Regions from separate parts of the Homo sapiens genome. Here region 2 is linked to region 1. Evidence: chromatin loops called from intact Hi-C (ENCODE). Cell type or tissue: dorsolateral prefrontal cortex. All regions are shown on one strand. Links, peaks and the distances in the headings refer to the core of each region. The heading gives the core; the rest is flanking DNA.

The links. A loop is a pair of places that touch in the nucleus more often than their neighbours do. Peaks named below come from ENCODE experiments on the same cell type or tissue, not always from the same donor. Only the 100,000 strongest peaks of a DNase experiment are listed, where the experiment ranks them.
Region 2: a loop joins it to region 1, with 5 times the contacts of the local background. A loop is called at or near these places in 2 of 110 quality-filtered maps.

Annotation. Positions count from the first base shown.
Region 1 is chr3:77,038,489-77,050,027 of GRCh38, reverse strand. It overlaps ROBO2 (roundabout guidance receptor 2), which reads right to left and starts at 9,929. Exons shown (of 28, transcript NM_001395656.1): 1 at 9,182-9,929. The coding sequence starts at 9,242. In dorsolateral prefrontal cortex, for the core only: a CTCF peak has its summit at 6,909; no DNase peak of the experiment used is centred there; H3K4me3 peaks cover 2,956 bases; H3K27ac peaks cover 411 bases.
Region 2 is chr3:78,491,345-78,502,883 of GRCh38, reverse strand. No RefSeq gene overlaps it. Among named protein-coding and RNA genes, the nearest start is that of LINC02077, 450 kb to the right of the region's middle. In dorsolateral prefrontal cortex, for the core only: no CTCF peak of the experiment used is centred there; a DNase peak (open chromatin) is centred at 5,713; H3K27ac peaks cover 1,000 bases.

The sequences.
Region 1 (11,539 bases), core at 1,912-9,911:
AAAACTTCTAAGTACGACTCTAACCTTGATTTATAAAAACTTATAAACTTTCCTTTATAATGAATAACTCTTAACTCAAGTTTTTTGGAAAGTCAAAATTCTCCCTTTTTGAATCACACTTATGAACATTTTAATTGGTTATAAGTGCTGCAGAGGTTTGGTCCAAATCCCTTAAATTCCAGTCTGGTTTCAACTGGGTGTTCCTTGCTTAAACTTGAAAAGCCTTTCAGTGGGATAGTTGAGTTATATTCCATGTTCTCCAGCTCATTTCCAAAAAGCTTGGAACCAAAGTCTAGGGAAAGAGATCCCACATCAATCCTTACAACAGAAATTAAAAAGTGGCTGTTAACCCCCTCTCCTGAGCTAAAATTTCCATGTTGCATATGGTTCTAGTTATAGTGGCCAGAAACTAAGCACATTGACCTAAGACTATTGTCTCCTTAGTATTAAATTTTTAAAATTCCATTTATTGATAAGGAAAGCCTAAGTACCACTGGTCATTAATGAATGAGAGTGGATGTGAATCATAAGACTAGTTAATTTTGGCTGTCATGCATATCCATAGCCATATCATTGAACCCACACCAAAACACAGATATGCTACATGCATATTAGACAATAGACTGTTATTGTTTTTAAAGATGGATGTTTATGGTTTTGGATAATTCTTTTCAAGCCTAAATTTGTGTGAGTGTGTGTGTGGAGACGGGGCCTCTGTCACCCAGGCAAAAGTGCAGTGGTGTAATCATGGCTCGCTGCAGCCTCAACCTCCTGGGCTCAAGGAATCCTCTCATCTCAGCCTCCCAAGTATCTGAGACCACAAGTGGACACCACCATGCCCAGCTAACTTTTTTTCTTTTTTGTAGAGACAGGGTTTCACTATGTTGCCCAGGCTGGTCTCAAACACCTAGGCTCAAGCGATCCTTCAGCTTCAGCCTCCCAAATTGTTAGGATTGCAGGGGTGAGCCACTGCGCCGAGCCCAGGCTAAATTTTCTTCTTTAAAAATTCTCAGATATAACAATAAATGTTGGAACATTAAACAGAAGTACTTGGGATAATAAAACCTAAGGTTCATGGAGACCTTGGAAATTACACAGTCAAATGAAACCATTTTTGGTAAGGTTCTAAGGCAATTAGAACAATTAACAATCCACTAGGGAAGCTAACAGTGCAGTCCAGAGATCTGGTCACCAAAGGTATGTCACTTCCACAATAGTAATGATATTGTTTTATTCAGGCTATCCTTTCTGATATGCATAACTACTCATTGTGCAAATGTAACTAATGGATAATTATAAAAAGTTATTAGATTCAATGTCTTATACTAAATGAAGGGAAGCTAAGGGGGCTATCTAGAAAACGAATTAGTGAGTGGATACCAAATGTTAATTTTTACTTAGGTCTTCGGTTCTCAAAGTGTTTATTTAGTTTGTCTTACACAAGATTTATCTCCACAGTACGTTATATCAAAGCACCAGGTAAAAATTATCCAGGATGAAATGTAAATCAGCCAACATGAACCAAAATGCAGGCTTACACAAGCATGGTCTACTTGCTAACAAATTGCCATTTGTGTGATTCCTCTCTTGTTTACTATCTTCATTCGTCGCACCTTTCACTTGGGAATCACATGTGTTTTGTAATCAGCTTATGATGCAATGGAAACACACATGTCATAGCACAACTGTCACAGCTGTGTAGGCGAGGCCACCGATAAGTTCCCTTAAGAGGCAACAAAAATTCTTAATCAGTCACCTGAAGACTCACAGCTGAAAAATCTTATTAAAATTGTCCTAACATGCACCCCAATTGTAGTCCATAATTAGTCTGATAGCAAAGTCCTCTTCTAGTTATTTTCCTTGTTCATACTAGGCAGGGAATAATAATCTAATAAAAATACTACTAATTATAACAATAAGTTATGCTTGAGTGGCATTTATAAAGTACACTGTTCATGGCATCATATATATCTTTTTTTTTGAGACGGAGTCTCACTCTGTCGCCGAGGCTGGAGTGCAGTGGCGCGATCTCGGCTCACTGCCAGTTCCACCTCCCAGGTTCAAGCCATTCTCCTGCCTCAGCCTCCCAAGTAGCTGGGACTACAGGCGCCCGCCACCACACCCGGCTAATTATTTTTTTGTATTTTTAGTAGAGACAGGGTTTCGCCGTATTAGCCAGGATAGTCTCGACCTCCTGACCTCGTGATCCACCTGCCTCAGCCTCCCAAAGTGCTGGGATTACAGGCGTGAGCCACCGCGCCCAGCCCATATATATCTTTATATACATCTTTATTTTATATATATATTTATTTATTTATATATATCATTATATATATTTTTTTGAGACGGAGTTTTGCCCGTTGCCTAGGCTGGAGTATAATGGCACAATTTTGGCACTGCAACCTCCACCTCCTGGGTTCAAATGATTCTCCTGCCTCAGCCTCCTGAGTAGCTGGGATTACAGGCACCTGCCACCATGCTCAGCCAATTTTTGTATTTTTTTTAAATAGAGAGGGGGTTTCACCATGTTGGCCAGGCTGGTCTTGAACTCCTGACCTCAGGTGATCCACACACCTCACCCTCCCAAAGTGCTGGGATTACAGGCGTGAGCCACCATGCCCTGCCTATATATCGTTATATTTTTAAAACTATTTTATTTCTCATTATAACTGTATGAGATATACATTATTACCATGCCCATTTTACAGGTAAGGACACTGAGGCATAAAAAGGTTAAATTACTTGTTCATACTCATTCAGTAGTGATTGCTCAGTAGTCTTTCAATAACCATCTTATCCTTCTTCCTTACAGGCAAACTATGTTGCAATCAATCTAGACTTCTTGCCATTTCCTTAGCACCCCTTTGTCATCTTCATGCCATTTTTCTGGTTACTTCTTTTCCTGGAATTCAATTTCCAATCTTTTTGCCCACCAAAATCCCACTCTTCCTCTAAGGTCCAGGTTAAGAGACCCATTTGGTGTTGACCCTTCCCAGATTGTACCAGCTGGAAATCACCTATTCCTTCTCTGAGTTCTCAAGACTATACTGTGTACACCTTCAAACTTCTTACTTATCAGACACTACTTTTTTTATTCTAGTGACTTGAACATTTGGTACCTTCCCTACCAAGTCATGACTTCCTTGAATGTGGGAATATTTTCACAGGTCAGCATGTTCTTCACAGAGCCAAGCAAGTTATGTTGTCAATATGCATGTGTTGAATCAAAGGAATAACCTAAACATATTCAAGCTCATTTTCTCATGGACTCTTCAGAAAATAGCTGGTCATTTTCAGTAACAAGAGCCTGGAATTCTTGTTAAGGAGTTCCAGGGCTAAGAATCCAGAAACAGTCTCTCATAGGCAGAAGCCTGGTACAGAGATGAAGCATCCCTGGAGTCTAGTTTCTGCTCTACCACTAAGTAGCAATGGGATCTGTGACAAGGCACATAAAATCTCTAAGCTTCAGTTCTCCATGTGCCCAACCAATAAGAGAGTTGTGCAATATAGCTGCAAATATTCATAATGGCTCCGAGATGCTATCATTCTATGATTTATATTTACTATTGCTGAGATCTCTGCTAAAAGTGACAAGTTCAACTGAGGTACTATCTTTGTAAAGTTTTACGAGGCAACTGAGGAAGACTTAGAAGACAACAACCACTGAAGGGATTAGAAATCAGGACTATTGGGGATTTGAGACAGATTAGTATAATATAAAATTGTTTCACTTCAAAACATCATACCCAACTCATAAGGCCCTTCGACTCTTTCTTTCCATGATCAATTAAAAGAAAATATCTACTTCATATATTGCTAATGGCAATGTAAAGTAGCACAGCTGCTTTGGAAAATAGTCTTGCAGTTCCTCAAAATGTGAAACACAGACTAAACATACAACCCAGCATTTCCATCCCAGGTTAAATGAAGACATATGTTCACACAAAAGTTAGTACGTGGATGTTCAAAGCAGCAATATCTATAATAGCCAAAAATGGAAATAACTTAAATGTTCATCAACTAGTAAACCAAAGGATAGATGATAAGGAATATTGTTTGGCAATAAAAAAGAATGATGTACTGATGCATATGCTATGACACGGATGACCCTTAAAAACATTACGCTAAAGAAAAGAAGCTAGTCACAAAATGACATCATATATTGTATGATTGCATTTATATATAAAATGTCCAGAAAAGACAAATCCACAGAGGCAGAAGTAGAGTGGTGATTTCTTGTGGTTGGTGGAGGGATGGTGGAACAAGCTACATAGTTTCTTTCTTGGGTAATTAAGAACATTTTAAAGTTAGATTGTAGTGATGGTTGCACAATTCTGAGAACAAGTTGAATACAAGTTGTGAGAACAAGTGAAAAATGGTTCCTCATTGGGGGTCATGAAAAAGCCTATGAATGGTGGAAGCCATTTACTGTGATGGGAATGGCTAGAAAGAGAAGATTCTGTCTTAGGCTTGAGTTTTGTACATTCTCATTGGACATGAAGCAAAGACGTCAAGTAGTCAGGTGAGTATGTCAAGCACTGATGCAAGCACTGGAGATCAACAGTATATACAACAGCCAAGTTCTGTGCTGATGGATCTTATATCCCTCCATGCAATGATTAGGGCAATTTTAGAATTATCAATCCAAACATGTATTTAAACCTCATGTGATTAGATGAAAGAGCCTAAGGATTGGCTGCAAATGGAGGAGAAAACACTAAGGATTGAGGCCTCCGTTACTCCAACACTGTGTTGAGTCAAGTATTCTGGGTAAGCATGCTACCCTAGATGCTATATGCTTCTATCATTGTATAACACACTACTAAAACAGTAGAGTTGATAGGTATTTATTTTTAAAAAGAGTTTATAATCATTCCTTCATTCTTTATATAGTAATTCTTTTACAAGAAGAAGAAAAGCCTACAGCTGGCTCAGGAAGTCCTTTCAGATACTTTCCCTACCGCCCGCCTCCCTCCCCCAACATTGGGTGTTCCAAGCCCCTCACAAAGACCTTAAACCCTCAAGTAGTGGCTCAGCTAATAAAGGCACACATGGAAAAAAAAAGAAGAGAAGAAGGAGAAAAGCAATATCTATGCCAATGTATTGATTTAGGTTGATAGATCTATACCTGGAGAACCTTTAAGAAATACAGCAATACTTTTCTTTAGAAATAAATCTGTAAAATGGCACTCTATAAATCTCCACTGTTTGCTTGAACTCAGATATGACGACTTTTACTTGTGTAAACTGGAAAATGATAGGATCCGTGCAAAACATTTTGCATAAAGCTATATATAGTATTGTGGGGTAAAAGTGAGAAAGTCAAAATCCCAGTTGGATATACCTAAAGGTAAAATATTATTCACATTTTTCCTTTAAATGCAGATTTTCTAAATTATCATTCAAGAAACACCCTCACCTATCTTCTTCACTCTTCAAGTGTTTCTCTAATTCCTTTCATTAGATCCAAAAAAGAAAAAAAGAGGAGGAGAATAAGAAAAGGAAAGAGACGATGAATGAGAAGAAGAAAGAGAAGGAGAGGAGAAGGAGGAAAAAAAGGAGAAAAAGGAGAAATAGTAAATAAGATGATAATCTTTTTTTCTAATACTCTTCGAAAACCAAATTGCACATGGGAAGTAAATGTACCTCCTGTAGACTGCCGGAACTATTTCAGCAGATATTACTAGGCACACACACATCCCACATACATCAGCTCCCTTCATTGCTATGTATGTATCCCAACTTATACAATGTGCTTACATATCTATATTTTTATCGTCAAACATGCTATTTTATACAAGCTGCTCAGGGATGAGATGGCCAGAACTGCTCTTTTTATATAATCATTACTTTTTTTTTTTACAATATTTTTGCTTAATGTTCTAAGAAATCCTTTTTTTTTATGGTCCACATGTTGCGTAGCATCAAAGGTTATTCAAACAAAGCCAATTCAAACATGGTATTACTGCATAGCTTCAAAAACACATTTCAGGTTACTTATATATAATTTAAATTCTGAAATAGACTACATATGGCTATGATAATAAGCCCATTACTGAAAAAGAGCACTTTAGCAACATGTATAAACCTCTATGAGATTCTACATCTGCACTATGCACATACATTATCTTTACTATATTTATCTCCCCTAATATCATGTGTGCCACTTTCATTTAAGAATAGTTAAAGGGTAAAGATGAGAAAAACATTCTCATTTTAAAACACCTTTTCACAAGTATTATAAAATTATCAGATTGATGTAATATATGGCATATAGATGTAATTTAAAAGTGTTGCCATAGTTCATATTAATTTCCCATAAATGACTGCAAAACCCTATTCTTATTCAAAAATAAAGAAAAGCTGGAAAACAAAGGCTAACCTTAACATACATTCTCCTATATGATCATACAGAAAAGTCTAGATGTGATTAATCTGCATCAATAAGAAAACCATTATTTACATCCCAAATAGAAAAGTTTATCTACATTTCTCAACTAACTTAATATTTGCTCTCTATGGATTGCTACAGGGACACAATACTGAAAAATTATAAATAATATTAGCAGATAGCTTCTATGAGGTGGCAAAACGCTACCATTTTTCATATACTATAAAAATGCACATATAAATAACCCACCAAGCAAATATCAATGCAAATATATGTATCATTTGTCACTGAATAAAATTAATATCTGTGTCTAGCACAAGGATGGTCAGTATATCTTTGAAATGGTACAGGCTTCTGTACATTTGAAATTCATGTGGAGTATAAGCACACACCTCTAAGAAGAATAAGTAAATAGAAATCATAGAATCCTGGAAGAGTAACAAAGCTTAGAGAACCTACAAACCAACCTCTTCACTATATATGTGAACACTGAGTCTCAAAGTGCTGAAACAGCCTAGAGGGCAGTGTTCTCCACATCCCAAATTTTCAACCATCCCCGTGGAGAAACTGTCATTCTGAAGTATCCAAAGGCAATCCAATGTCAAACGTATGATTTACATATTAATTTAGTAAGAGTGTCCAGGGTTTCCTTTGCTTTTGACACAGCAGATGCTAAATACAAAACTAGTTTCACACACACAAAAATTTAATATTGCCTTTTCAGTGTCAACTCCTCAATTTTGGCATTTTTCACTACATTACTATGAGTTCTGCTGCATAATTGTGGCCCAGACACAAACTGCCCCCTTATCCTACAATGTTAAATCAGAACAAAGGTTCTAGGTTGTCTTTGGGGGCAGGAGAAGGGTGGTGTGGGAGAGAAGGAAGGAAAGAAGGGAGAGAGGAATAAAACGGAGAGAAAGAAGGGAGGGAGGAATGAAAGGAGGGAGGGAGGGAAGGCAGACAGAAATGGTGTCTTACTACTGCTGCTCCAGCAAGCTGGTTAATTGCATTTGTTTCATATATCTCCAAACACCCTGGTATATTAATTACATTCTGTAACACCAAGCTCTTCTGATTTCCTGTCACTTCCACTGAGCAATTTAATTGTATTCCTCCTAGCAACACACTGATTTAAAAACGCTTATATAAAAAAACCCTTGGTGATAATTTTGTAGTCTAATGTATAGTTTACACATGCATTTCTGTTGAGATATGTAAATTCATGATTTATGAGGACATATTCTTTTAAAAGTTATACCAAATTCTTCTTATCATGAAAATCAAACACACCTGGGACAAATAGGTAAACCTATTTTGTTACGGTAATGTACACGTATTTTAATGTACTGAAAAATAAATGCATGAAAAATAATTAGAGATGTTGCCATAGTATAATTCACAATAATTAAATCTTAAACATCTACTGCTTAGACTGGTAAAAGAGAGAAGCAGTGCACACACACGCATCCCTCCCTCACTATCGCTGGGGGGCAAAGGTACTCATGTAGTCCATGATTGAAAACAGCCACTTGACAGTAGGTAAACTCCTCTGTATTGCCTCATGTTTATAGAAAGCCTTCCTTTTTGAGTCCAATACATTGGGCTCTATGCAGCAGTAGCTGCCAGGAACAAAGTTAGCTACTCAGATGGGCCAAAATAGGCAGTGTCCCAAATAATGAATTCATCCACAATGCAAATGCTGGAGGAAAGTTTATGTGGCAACAAGCTATTGTGATGGCTCAAACAGTTAGACTAATACCCTTTAGGTTCTTTACAAGTACAGAAAGTAACTAAAAACCTAAAGTACTGCAATCCAGTTAGAAAAAAAAAATATCTAGTACTCCCTTATACCAGTTGTTTCCATCGATATAAAAATTAAAGCCTCTAGAAGGTTAACAGCAAATATTCTTTTAACTTTTTTCTTTTGAATACAAACCAAAAAGCATGTTAATGATTATTTCCACTCTTCATTCAAAAGAACCACAAAAAAGGATTTTGCAATAGTCGCACAAGAAATTGACATCCTGTGAAAATATCCCAGTAAACCAAATCGGAACAAAAGACAAGAGAATCAGAGGCAGAATGCTGTGGGCTTGACAGACTGACTCAACCTAGAGGGAGACACCTCCAGCACCTGTTTAAGGTCCCCATTGTGTTTGCCCACTGGGGACTGAGCTAAGTGTTCTACTCCTGTGGCCAGCCCATAGCTGATGCTTCCCCCTTCGTGGAGCCTCGCCCAGTCTCACTTTTGACAGTTTTCTCCCTAGGATCTAAATTCTTCATTCGATTTAACGCTAGGAGAGCATTCACTGGCACACAGGTGATACACATTGATCTCAGTCTCAAATTCCTAACCCACTGAACCTTCCTTAGAGTGTCTATTACTGTATTTCTTCACTTGAATGTCTCAGCCAAAGTTCAGACACAAGAGCAAACATCAAATAGAGAGCAGGCACAATAGTATTAGGCTCTTGCAGGAGATTGACTGTAATATTTCTTTTTCTAACAAAACTGGGAGCCCAATCATTTATTATCCAACTCCTTAATTAGTGAAGTAAATTACAACAATAACAACAATAGGTGACTACCAACACATTCCACTTACAGCAGTTTAGAAACAAAAGACTTAAATAAAACCTCTGCCCCCAAGGAGCCCGTGCCGGGCCAAAACGGACTAACAGACATAATGTCATTTCATTTATAACCCACATCAAATTCAAAAAGAAATGGTTTTGGGGGATTGGGGGGTGGGGGGCGCAAAAAAAGATGAAAGCATTTTTAACTTACCATCAACCCGAACATATAAAAATCCACAGAGCAGTAGTTGTGTAAACATCAGCAGACTCATTTTGACATATTAAAAAGGATCCAGATTCTTTAAGAAACCAATCCCAGAGAGCAAAAGTACAAAAATGAGTATCAAAAAAAGAGGTAGGTCCAAAGTTTAGACTTTCCTAGATACTAATTAAAGTCAAGAAGAGCAAATCGCAAGATCAGAAGGGGTTGGTGGAGAGGTCTCGAACGGGGCACACTGAGATCCATCCAAATTAACAGAGGGTACTTCAAAGGCTGCTGTATTTCCAGCACTCTGGCTTCCTAAATTCCCACAAATTCAGCCCAGCCAGAGGGATTATTCGAGTGTGTCTAACCCTCTCTCCTTAGGCTCCACTGCAATCCAAAGCCAAGTTCTTCCTTCAGAAGTCAAGATGATGAAGGGGGAGGAAAAGACCTAATTCCTAGAAAGTGTTCCACAAACTTGCCAGCGCGCTGCCGAAAAACCATTGGCCTGCCTACTGGTTTTCTTTCCCCCGGTTTCCTTCTCCGTAGCAGCTCCACGTCCGGAGTTATTTTTTAATATGTCTATATTTTTACTTAACTTCCATAATAAGAATGTGTCAAAGCAACACTTTGCAGGCGGGCAGACTTGGCGGGCCTCTCCTTTGCAGCGGTGTTGCCCTCCCTCCACCTCTCCGGTTTCCAAAAGAGAGGAGAAGGGAAATCAGGACGATTCGGGTGGAGAATCCGAACTCCTACGTGGTGAGGGAGGCAGGGAAGGAGCGAGGGAGGGAGGGAGGGAGGGAGGGGCCGGGCGGAGGCCGAGGCTGCAGACACCCCCGCGGTGCCGCCTCTGAGGATAGTGCACCAGGCGGCTGCGGGCGCGAGCAGAGACGGGCGTGAGAGCCCAGCCCGGGCGCGGCGGAGAAAGGGAGCGCTCAGTCCAGCGCCAGGCGCGCTGAGGCCCCTCGCCCGGGTCCAGCCCCCGCAGCCTCGCAGCAGAGCGTCCGCTTCCTCCGGCAGCTGCCGCGGGTGGAAGGACTTCTAGGAGGGAAGGCGAGGAGGCGGGAGGGGAGGGGAGGAATGAGAGCTGCCTGGAGTCGGCCCGGGGAGGGGCGGGGGCGAGGAGGGGCGCGCGGAGCCCTGAACCTCCGGACTCGGCCACCCGCCCGCTGGGGAGTGGGGAGGGGTCCTGGAGAGCCGAGAGTCCCCGGGGGGACGGAGATGAACAAATTCGGAGAGCCCCGCCGGCTGCCGAGGGCCGAGGCCACCGGGCGACTCCTTCCCCTTCTCCGCGCCCCCGGGTGCCCACTCCTTCCCGCCTCGGGAGGGGATAGGTGGGCTCCAGGCTCCTGCTCCTCGCCGCGTCCCGTTTAATGGGCAGGTAATTTTCTCCGTGAGTGATTTCATGGAAGCCCTTCCTAATTATTCATCCCTCCGTCTGCCGGAGCTGCACGCGCTTTCTTGAAAAAGATCAGCCTCCAGGACCCAGGGCGCAGCCTCATTACGCGTTAAAATCACACACTCACTCACTCTTCACCTTTTAGCCAGATGAGAAGCCGAGTAGGAGGAAGGAAAGGAAAGGAAAGGAAATAGAAGCACCTTTTGGACTGGAAAGGTTGTGTGTAGATGCTTCCTATATGATTCAAAAGCACAAGGGGGAGAAAAAGGAGGGGGCAGAATTCTCTAACCTCCAGCGGCTCATTTTAGCCAAGATCTATGGCCCCCTGCGGCATCCCCAAGGGAAGGAGGAAGGGGAGGCAGCCCCTCTTATGTTACTCAGTTGCCTTTTGACCCCTCCACGATGAGTTTGATGCGCGATCGCGCAGGGCGAGGGAGTTCCACAGAAGATGCTAAGGACGGGGAAGCGGGGATCACAGAGCTTGGGGGAGGGGGATCCCCGAAGTCTTTACCCTCCAGGGACCAGCACCTCCAGAAGGAAATTCGGTAAACATAGGCTCTGGGTGTGGAAAGCCGAAAGCCCAGCTGAGCTCATGGAAGCTCAAAAAGAAGCCGAATTTCAGCCCAAAGACGACAAAACTCTGAAAATTAAGACCAAGACTACCAAAGGATGCCATTCAGGACCGGGGATGATGAAGGAAGGTCACGTTAGATCAAAGGGGTGCCGGTGTCGGCGGTGCCCCGGTGCGGCCGGGCCCACGTGTGATCACAGGCTCGCTGGTAGCCGTTTGATGCTTGTTCAGATGATGAGAAGGCGGCTTATAGGAACTCACGCAGGTCCCCGAGCCGAGCTAAATGCTGGATGGTGAGTCTTTAGTTCCCCCTACTGGAAAATATTAGGAAAGGTTCTCTCCAGAAGGGGCCGTCTGAGGAAGAGCCTTTGTTTGGTGGATACGTTTTGGTGCTGCT
Region 2 (11,539 bases), core at 1,107-9,106, 1.5 Mb before region 1:
GAAGGAGGACTTTGGGGGAAAATGATAATGGATTTGTTGTGGTTACATTGCGTTCAAGATACCTGTGGTAAGGGAGGTGGAGATTTCTAGTATGCCCTTGGTAATCCAGAAAAGTAGCCATCTAGGCCATCAGCAGTGAAAGTATTTGTATGAAGGTGGTTACAGCAGGAGTTTCCTCTACCTTCTCTAGTGGAATCTGGAGCAGCGCAAGATGCACTGCTGAAGATGATTTGGCTTAAGATAAAATCATCTTTCTAATACTAATTTAAAATAGGAATAGGTAAGTTAAATGGTAATAGATTCTTCCTTTTGACGTGAACTAGTATTAAGTGTTGGAGAGATCAGCAATAGTGTTTGTTTACCATTACAGTACAAAAGTTGTTCTCTACTGGGAACAGAAGAGTTCGCCTTGGCTAAATACAAGTATCACTAACTGCAGTAGCTAATAAACATTTGACTGTATTAATTGTATATTGAATATAATTTGTGATAACATTATTTTCTTTTAAGCTAATATATGTGCCATCTTCACAGTTTGTCATTTGCTAGAATGATTTCACTCAGAATATTAAAAGGAATAGTGACACATTTAATGAAGTGGGTGGCAGGCCAGTGATACCTGATTCACCTTCCACAAGTTTGCCACTGAAATGGTCATAGAAGGCAGAAATGGGATGTAGGTTTGGAAAACGCTGGGAATAGTGAATCTTCAATTGCAAGAAAGAGTGAAACAATTTCTGCTCTCTGAAGGCAGAATAAAAGGGAAAAGAGAAAGAGTAGCTTTCTGTTGACTTCCAATAGGCATCCTGCCACAAAGATGAACAGAGAAGGCCCATTGAAGGAGCAAGATGGCCTTTGCCTTTCCCATAGTTTCTCACTGCTCCCTCCGTGTAGTACATGAGATATGCTTTCTGCAAAAAAAAAAAAAAAAAAAGCATGTGTTATTTCCCGTTGTTCATTTAATTTTTTTTTGCAAATCATTTGCTGCTGTCTGGTATACAATCCCCATGCATATGCACACAATAGATATGCATACATATGATATACATTGGTAGATATGTGTATATCTGTATGTGCATGTGTATATATACAATATATGTATCATATTTGCATCTATATTCATACATACATAAATTGACAATTTGTTTATTGTATGTCTCCTCATGAACACATAAGCTTCATGAAAGCAAAAACCTTGTAAACCTTGTTTACATTGCAAAGTAAAAGAAGACTAACAATTATTGACTAAGATTCAGAAAGCCCTTAAAATTTATCTTCAATTTGTGTTTTTTTTCTCAGCTTCTCTGGTAATTTGCATAAGAAGAAATGTATAATTTCCTGATCCCTTCTGAAAATGCATGATGTCACTTTAATGTGTCACTCTCAATGGAAAGACCCATGATTTTAATGGATGTTGCAACTGCAGTTTGTGTGAAAAGTTGACAAAAGCTCTCAGAGTTCACACTCTGCTCTGAGAAAAATCTATCTTGGTAGGCAAACTGCTATCTGAAAACTCAGAATGTTTGCCTTAGTCCATTTCTGTTTCTATAAAAGAATACCTGAGGCTGGGTAATCTATGAAAAAAACAGGTTTCTTTGGCTCGCAGTTCTGCAGGCTGTACAAGAAGCATGGCACCAACATCTGCTTCTGATGAGGGCCTCAGGCTGCTTCCACTCACGGCAGAAGGTAAAGGGGAGCCAGTGTGCAGAGATCACATGGCTAGAGAGGAAGTGAGAGAGAGAGAGAGGTGAGAGGTGCCAGATTCTTTTTAACATCCAGTTCTTTGGGGAAGTCTTGTGAGAACCAGAAGAGAACTCATTCATTACCACGAGGATGGCACCAAGCCATTCACAAGGAATCCACCCCCATGACCCAAACACCTCCCATTATGCCTCACCTCCAACACTGGGATCAGATTTCAATATGAGACTTAGTGGGACCAAACAATCCATATGCAAACCATAGCAACATTATACTATAAAGTGATTTTGTGATTATTGCTGGGAGGTTTTAGGAAGTTGTAGGCTCCCTTTTGCTTTTGTTTTTTTTTTTTTTTTTTTTTGAGACGGAGTCTCACTCCATCACCAGGCTGGAGTGCAGTGGCATGATCTCGGCTCACGGCAACCTCCACTTCCCAGGTTCAAGCAATTCTCCTGCCTCAACCTCCCGAGTAGCTGGGATTACAGGCATGTGCCACCACGCCCAGCTAATTTTTGTATTTTTAGTAGAGACGGGGTTTCACCATGTTGGTCAGGCTGGTCTCGATCTCGTGACCTCGTGATCCGCCTGCCTCGGCCTCTCAAAGTGCTGGGATTACAGGCATGAGCCACCGCGCCTGGCGGCTCCCTTTTGCTTCTTAATGCAGGCTATTGCTTATCTTTCTTTCTTTTTTTTTTTTTTTTTTTTTGAGACGGAGTCTCGCTATGTCGCCCAGGCCGGACTGCGGACTGCAGTGGCGCAATCTCGGCTCACTGCAAGCTCCGCTTCCCGGGTTCACGCCATTCTCCTGCCTCAGCCTCCCGAGTAGCTGGGACTACAGGCGCCCGCCACCGCGCCCGGCTAATTTTTTGTATTTTTAGTAGAGACGGGGTTTCACCTTGTTAGCCGGGATGGTCTCGATCTCCTGACCTCATGATCCACCCGCCTGGGCCTCCCAAAGTGCTGGGATTACAGGCGTGAGCCACCGCGCCCGGCCTATTGCTTATCTTTCTAGAAGTGATTTTTATTGTAAAAAATTTGTTTCTGTAGTGATGGAAGGTAGCATGGCTCTGACAAATAAAGTTTGTATTAGCTTTTTTATCCAGGTAATGAGTTTTCAATACAAAAAAAAAAAAGAAAAAACTAAACAAAAGTTTAGATTTCTAAAGCTAATGCAAGAGATGAGCTAATACAATTCTGGTTAAGGAAACTGCACTAAATAAAGGAACTCATTTTACAGTCCTCTAATGCAAGTGAGAAATCACAGGAAAATAGGACAGGAGTAAAACTGTGTGTGTTTGCATGTGAACACCAAGTAGTTATAGAAAGGTAAATGAGTTAATGGGTGCAGCACACCAACATGGCACATGTATACATATGTAACAAACCTGCATGTTGTGCACATGTACCCTAGAACTTAAAGTATAATAAATATATATATATATAAAAATAAAATAAACTTTCCAAACTGAAAAAAAAAAAGGTAAACAAACAATTGTGAATGGACTGAAAAGAACATAGGTAAAAAACTAATGCAGACTTTTGTTGCCTTTACAAAAAACCAAACCAAACCAAACAAGCCCCCAAAGTTATCAAATTGTTAGTAATGGTTACACACTAATATCCTCTTGAGAATTAATTAGATTGACAGCTTAGAACATGAAATACTTTGCTTCATTTCAATTGAATGAGGCTTATTATTGTCTTTTTTGGCTTTTTATTTTCTATCTGTTCATTTTTCTAGGTGACTTGAATTGAGGAAATGATAAGAAATTTAAAGCACGTATTTCAGTTCAAGCAAATACTTCAACTTATTAATTTATTGACCAAATAATTTTAGACCGGCATGTTTATGTGTATGTGAATGCATGTATATTTAAGGCAAAACTGAAGATGGGTATCTTTCATAAATGCATATGAAAAGATCTTTATGACATTTCAGTAAAGCTATTTTAAAAAGGAAGATCTTTACGAGTGTGAGGGCTTTGTGTGGCCAATTGAGCAGAAGCTGCAGATTGATTTTGGTGCATTCATAAACATTTTATGAGGATGACATCTCAGAGAAGAGATTAGGTTAGATATTTGTTGCACGAAAAGTTTTGAACCCTTTTTGAGTACACTAAGCTCAATATTATTTATAAGTAGTTCACTACCTGCATATGTAAAGCATCTGTATCTATATGAAAGGTATTAGTTTTCTACTTTGGGATATAATTTTGAAAGATATTTGGAAAATAAAATGGGATGCATTCTAGAATAATAAAATTGAACCTTTAATGATCAGAACAAAACAATTTCCAAACTTCACTATATAAGGCACAGAATCAGTTACACAAATCACTCTAATAGAATTTCAAAAGAAATCCAATTTTTATCAGACACTAGGGGAAAAAAATAATAGAACCTAATCAATTCCCCACTTGCTCATGTGTGCTGTGGTGAGATTTGAATATATAAGGTTTAGTGGTCACCTGGTTTATAGTAAGGGGTTGGCAATGTATGTAAATGGTAGAAAATTTTCCACATAAAAGTGCTAGTGGAAAAACAACCTTTTCTTCCCCTAGAAATCAAGGAAGAATGGTGATGATTCTCTTTGCCCCAATAAAGTTGATCACAGAAAAATTAGAATAAACATTTTCAATAAATATAATTTTTAGAGGCCTTTTCAGAGGAGGCAATACTTTTTTTCTCGGTAAAGCTATATCTCTTTTTAAAATGACCCTAGTTTTCTGTATTTTTTCGAATAAAAAATTCCACATGGTTCACAACACTTTTTATATATTGTATCTTTGGCTAATAGGTATATGTTTGTGAGTAGTGTATGTCTGTGTGCTTCCATATCTGGAATTTTTGTGTATTGTATCTAAGTGCAGATCTGACGGTGGATCTCTCAAAAAATTTCCCAGTAAAAACCTCAGCTTCCCTCCCTGCCTCTATAGTCTTTGTTAGCCTCCAAGTCCTCTTCTACTTTCACTGATCCATGAGCAAATACAAAGTCACAGTGAATGCTTTTTACAACATATGTCTGTGAAGGTCTTTCCCTGCACATGTCAAGACAACGCTCTTGAGCATATGTGAGTTATTTATCATCAAACAGATTTCATAGTAACAGGTGCATCCACGGGACCCAAATGTACAAAAGAGACTAATTTTCTTTCTCCCCCTAAAAGACAGTGAATAAAAGTGATAAGATAATGACTGGAATCCCAGACAACTAAAAGCTTCCAGCAGATGTAGCTCTTGAAGCTTTTACTAAATACTGGAAAATCATTATGCAATCATTGCAGGAAAACAGGTCAGATGACTAAAAGATATTAATAAACTCATGCTCCTGTTTTAGAACAATGGAACACATAGATCCAAAGAGGAGCTCTCATCCAACCTCCTCATTAACTGAGGCCAAAAAAATAAATAAATAAATAAATAAATAAAAAGGATGGTTTGCCTAAACTCAGAAGCTGTTTCTACAGAAACCAGATGTTATTACGACAAACTCAGGATTCTCTGATCCCAACAATTCTTTACCTTTCTGTTAAAATCAGCCAAGATATCTCGTCTTTTGATCTCTTAACTGAGGAGTTTCTTATAATATAGCTTTCTCCACCCTCTATTCATATTTATTACTCTCCTACTTCTTACTCCTAATTTGCGAAATGCTCTTTGAGTCTATGTGAAAAAAAAATGTTAAGTACACTACAAGGCATGATTTGAAAAGAATATTATCAGGCAAGAATCTCTGTACTATGCATGTCACACCTGCAGTGTAATAGTATTTTCTCCTGGCAGCATCCATATGATCACTTGACACAGAATTAAAAATCAGCAGCTCCAAGAGAAGGGCTGTGCAGCTCCCACCAGGCCCTCATCACTGGTGGCTGAGCTCAAGAGCACTCACTTAGAGGGAGTGCAAAAATCAGCTCTGAACGTGGCCACTCTGCTGTGTTGTGTCACTTGCTCAGACCATGCATGACAAATCCTCAAATGCGTTTGGTGACATTTAGAGAGCGCTGTGGACTCTGCCAATATGCCAAGCAATCAGAGTGTGCATGACAAATTATGAAACACATACTGTGAAAATTATGGACTCTGTCACGGTGCCAATCTGCTGCTGAAAACCTACTGCTGCTAGAAGTAATGTTGGCACAAATTTGTTGCTAAATTCAGTCATATTTCTAATTCAGTAATGGATTGATTCTAATGGTGAGTTGCTGTACCTGTTTAGGTTTCAAACAAGTACTGTGGGGGCTAATGACCTCACCTGCTATTATAAGTAATCAGGGGAGTCAAATCCTTTTCCACCCACTCCTTTCCGTCGATGGGTCTTCTTTACTCCTGTATCACACAGGATTTACATACAGGTCCCTGTATCTTGATCTCCTCAAAAATTTTTTGGTTGTGTGCCAGTATACAGTAAGAGCTGTTTCAGTATGCAATAAAACACTGAGGGTGCTACGTTCCCTCTGCGTCTTAACAAAGACTACACAACACCCTCAGATACTTGCCTGCAGGATAGGAACAGCAGGAGATCACGAACAGCCATAACTAACTGTCAGAGAAGTGGACAGTGTAGAATCTGGACCCAGTTAGCACCTGACACTTGGTGAATCATTCATTAAATAAAAGGCACTGGGGAGAACTACCTCTCAAACACACAAACACAAAATAACAGCAACCAGATTCTAGGAATCCAGTGAAAAAATAAGAATATAGAAGCTAAATGTTCAGAAAACTACGTTCAAGGACACACCGCCGCAGGCTGGTAGAGATCAGAGTGAGCCTAATAAATTGTCTTTAAAGTGTGTACTTTCTGGATATCATCTTTTACTAATTTACATGGAAAAAATGTAATACTATGGAGCAAATTTAAGTGTGAAATAACTAGTGTGATATTACATTTATGTTTACAAATATGTCTATTTGGAAAGAGCTATAAAATTTTTTTTCTGTGTATATCATTTTAAGTTTATAATTGCAGCTTTAACTTTATTTTCTTACCTGTGCTTGGATTAGTCTACATTTCATTGATAATAAACATGGAATTCTGTACAGTGATATCATGACACTTTTTTTTAGATATCATATTTTTATAGTTATCTCTAGGAACAGACTTCAAATCATGTTCAGCATTAGATGGATTAATATAATAATCATGACATTTACTCTTATCACTATAAAAAAGTGAATAGTGATCCTCAAGCAAGCCTGTTTATGACAGCTTTGTTATAGTATGATATATGTGCCTTGTGTGGTTTTTCAGATTTGCTTGCATCTAGATGATCAGTTGCATTTAGCTGTTGGTTTTGCTTATGAAATCTACTTATAATTTAGAATTATATTATTTTTGTGTGAATTACTTTTAAAAGTCAGTGTGAAAATTCCGAGTTTTTCTCTATTGAATTACATTTTGTGTGTGTGTGTGTGTGTGTGTGTGTGTGTGTGTTTCTATGGAAATCATGAGGTCCTCAAAGCATGTTAATTTTTTAGCTAATTTTAGTACCAAAGGATAATGTGAAAGCCTTAGTCTAGAAGAGATTTGGCAAAACCTAATATCTCCTGGATCTGGCACTACCACCATATGGATAGGGCTCATTGTGAATAATATGAAAGGAAACAACAAAAAAGAAGGATGGAAGGAGAAGTCTTTCCAGGATTTTCCCTGCGTGGTGCATGCTGAGGCCATGACTTTTAGCTTCTGTCAGTACCAGACTTGTTGAGATTGAAGCCAACATATGCCCTCTGACTCAGTGCTCCTTTCCTTCAATGAAAAGAGAAGTTGACAAGGCAAGTACCACCTAGGCTCTCTCAAACTTCAAGGAGCCTGTCTAAACTGTCAAGACAAATGATTGGCAGTTAACAACTCTTCCTTCATGTGATGTGGAAGAAGAATCCCCCAAATTGAAGAAAGCTGGAGCAAGGATTTTGCAATAAGCACAAATCTTACATCTCGGAAATTGTGATGAAAATAGCAACATGGTTGTGTTCAGTAATCTGCATATTAGCTCTCCTAAATATGAGGGTTTTTTTTGTTGGCCAAAAAGACAGTCCAGGAGGCTGACCAGTGCCAAATGAAAAAATGGCAGCCTTCCCTCCATCTATGTCTCTGATTATAAAACAGCAGGAGAGATCATTAGGGTAGCATACACGTTCTGCTTTGGGGCATATGTCAGGTTCAATACTGTGAACAGATTTAAGTTTTGCGAAGGATGCCAAGTACTTCTTCCTGTGACTTCTCCAACAATGAGGTGCTGGGCTTGTGCTGCTGGCTGTTTTGCAGAAAACTGTGGTGGTGAGTGACACAGATGGTGTGGAGAGTCTGACATTGCATATTATTTACCAATCAGAAAATGACTCAGTTATTTTATGCACACAATTATAAAGGGCCACCTGTACCAGTGTATGCTGCCTGCTTACGGGCAACAGCAGGAACAGGGCATGTGTCCATGTAAAAGATAAACGGTTTCATTCTTTGTTATATTTTTTATAGTTTTGATATCAGCTTTATTCATATTCAGCTTGTGAAAATTTAATAACATTTCTCCGCCCATTAGGACTGTGCCTAATGCCATTTGTATAGATAGATTTCACTATAAGGTTACCTTTCTTGGATTCCATTTTCTGGATGCAGGTCTCGAAATATCAAAATGCTACATTGTAAGGTGATGTCCTTGTCTAGCAGCTAAAGCATGGCAATCTAAGAAAGTTCCAGTGCATTATTCAGACATTTCTTGGGTATAATTTAGATATTTAGAAAATCTTCTAATTATTTGAATATTTAATGAGTACATTAGATCATATCACATTAAAAATAAGGAAACCAGCCTTTCTTGAACACCTGTGGTACATTTTATAGCTACTGACTTCTGTAATCCTCTCATCTCTCTGACGTGGGTAGTATTATTGCTGTGTACACTGTAAATTCTCCGAAAATCAGAGGATTTAAATAAATTTCTAGATCTGCACAACTTGTATGTGGTAGAATAACGATTCTAACCCAGTATGTGATTCTAAATCCTTTTCTGTTTTCACAAAGGCTGATTGTATGCATTCTCCCAAAACGGCTTTTTCTTAGTTTTCATTAGGCTACTGGATTGATATTTATTTTTCCAAAATAATAATATCTTTAAGTCATTATTGTATCTGCCTATTTTAAAAAATTAACTATAGAGATTTATGCAAAAAGTGAAAATCCCCTTCAGATGTTACCTGTACTCCCTGCCACTAATACTCTCCCGATCTTTAAAAAATAGCTACAGTTAAGCCTGAAAAAATATATATTCTGAACTTTGAAAGCGTATCTATACATGAACATACATATATATTTTTATAAATGGGATTATGAAATACATGCTAGTTCAAAAATGACTTACTAAATAATATTAATATATTTTGAGTTTACAGATCTGGATCTAGCTTATCTCTTCTCCTAATTTGTAATAATGTGTAGTATTCCGTGTTACAGAGAGAGGATACTGCATTTTATTTAACCAAGTCGTGTTGATGATCATATGGATTATTTAAAATTTATTGTTGCTTTCACAATACTCAATGAGCATCTCTCTCTATATTATTCTATCATTTTCTACAAATCCGTGGAAGGAAAATTAATTTGTCAACATATTTATTTAAAATTTTAATATAAAAGTTCAGATTGTTTTGAGAAATCTGTATCTTTTACACTTTTATTAGTATCTTGGGTGTATCTGAAAAAAATCAATTTTTTAATCTTTGATAATCTGATAGATAAAAGGGGTGTTTCACTGTTTTCTGCATAGACATTTTTATATCCAATAAGGTGGAGCACTTTTTTCATATTTTCCTTGTTCATTTGTATCCATCTCGGTGAATTACTTTTTTTTTTAAGTCTTGCAAAATGACATTTAATTATCGCAAAATTAATAAAATTGTAGGTAATAGTGTAAGTATGACCTCTTTCCTAGAGCAAGTCAACATTGTCCTGTTGGTATGCACTATTTTTCTATTCTCGTGATTCTATCTTCTGCATTCTTTTTTTTTCTTCTTTTTTTTATTATTATTATACATTAAGTTTTAGGGTACATGTGCACAATGTGCAGGTTAGTTACATATGTATACATGTGCCATGCTGCTGTGCTGCATCCATTAACTCGTTATTTAGCATTAGGTATATCTCCTAATGCTATCCCTCCCCCCTTCCCCCACCCCACAACAGTCCCCAGAGTGTGATGTTCCCCTTCCTGTGTCCATGTGTTCTCATTGTTTAATTCCCACCTGTGAGTGAGAACATGCGGTGTTTGGTTTTTTGTCCCTGCGATAGTTTACTGAGAATGATGATTTCCAATTTCATCCATGTCCCTACAAAGGACATGAACTCATCATTTTTTCTGGCTGCATAGTATTCCATGGTGTATATGTGCCACATTTTCTTAATCCAGTCTATCATTGTTGGACATTTGGGTTGGTTCCAAGTCTTTGCTATTGTTAATAGTGCCACAATAAACATATGTGTGCATGTGGCTTTACAGCAGCATGATTTAAAGTCCTTTGGGTATATACCCAGTAATGGGATGGCTGGGTCAAATGGTATTTCTAGTTCTAGATCCCTGAGGAATCGCCACACCGACTTCCACAATGGTTGAACTAGTTTACAGTCCCACCAACAGTGTAAAAGTGCTCCTATTTCTCCGCATCCTCTCCAGCACCTGTTGTTTCCTGACTTTTTAATGATCGCCATTCTAACTGGTGTGAGATGGTATCTCATTGTGGTTTTGATTTGCATTTCTCTGAAGGCCAGGGATGATGAGCATTTTTTCATGTGTCTTTTGGCTGCATAAATGTCTTCTTTTGAGAAGTGTCTGTTCATATCCTTTGCCCACTTTTTGATGGGGTTGTTTGTTTTTTTCTTGTAAATTTGTTTGAGTTCATTGTAGATTCTGGATATTAGCCCTTAGTCAGATGAGTAGGTTGCGAAAATTTTCTCCCATTTTGTAGGTTGCCTGTTCACCCTGATGGTAGTTTCTTTTGCTGTGCAGAAGCTCTTTAGTTTAATTAGATCCCATTTGTCAATTTTGGCTTTGGTTGCCATTGCTTTTGGTGTTTTAGACATGAAGTCCTTGCCCATGCCTATGTCCTGAATGGTAATGCCTAGGTTTTCTTCTAGGGTTTTTATGGTTTTAGATCTAACATTTAAGTCTTTAATCCATCTTGAATTAATTTTTGTATAAGGTGTAAGGAAGGGATCCAGTTTCAGCTTTCTACATATGGCTAGCCAGTTTTCCCAGCACCATTTATTAAATAGGGAATCCTTTCCCCATTGCTTGTTTTTCTCAGGTTTGTCAAAGATCAGATAGTTGTAGATATGCGGCATTATTTCTGAGGGCTCTGTTCTGTTCCATTGATCTATATCTCTGTTTTGGTACCAGTACCATGCTGTTTTGGTTACTGTAGCTTTGTAGTATAGTTTGAAGTCAGGTAGTGTGATGCCTCCAGCTTTGTTCTTTTGGCTTAGGATTGACTTGGTGATGCGGGCTCTTTTTTGGTTCCATATGAACTTTAAAGTAGTTTTTTCCAATTCTGTGAGGAAAGTCATTGGTAGCTTGATGGGGATGGCATTGAATCTATAAATTACCTTGGGCAGTATGCCATTTTCATGATATTGATTCTTCCTACCCACGGGCATGGAATGTTCTTCCATTTGTTTGTATCCTCTTTTATTTCATTGAGCAGTGGTTTGTAGTTCTCCTTGAAGAGGTCCTTCACGTCCCCGGTGAGTTGAATTCCTAAGTATTTTATTCTCTTTGAAGCAATTGTGAATGGGAGTTCACTCATGATTTGGCACTCTGTTTGTCTGTTATTGGTGTATAAG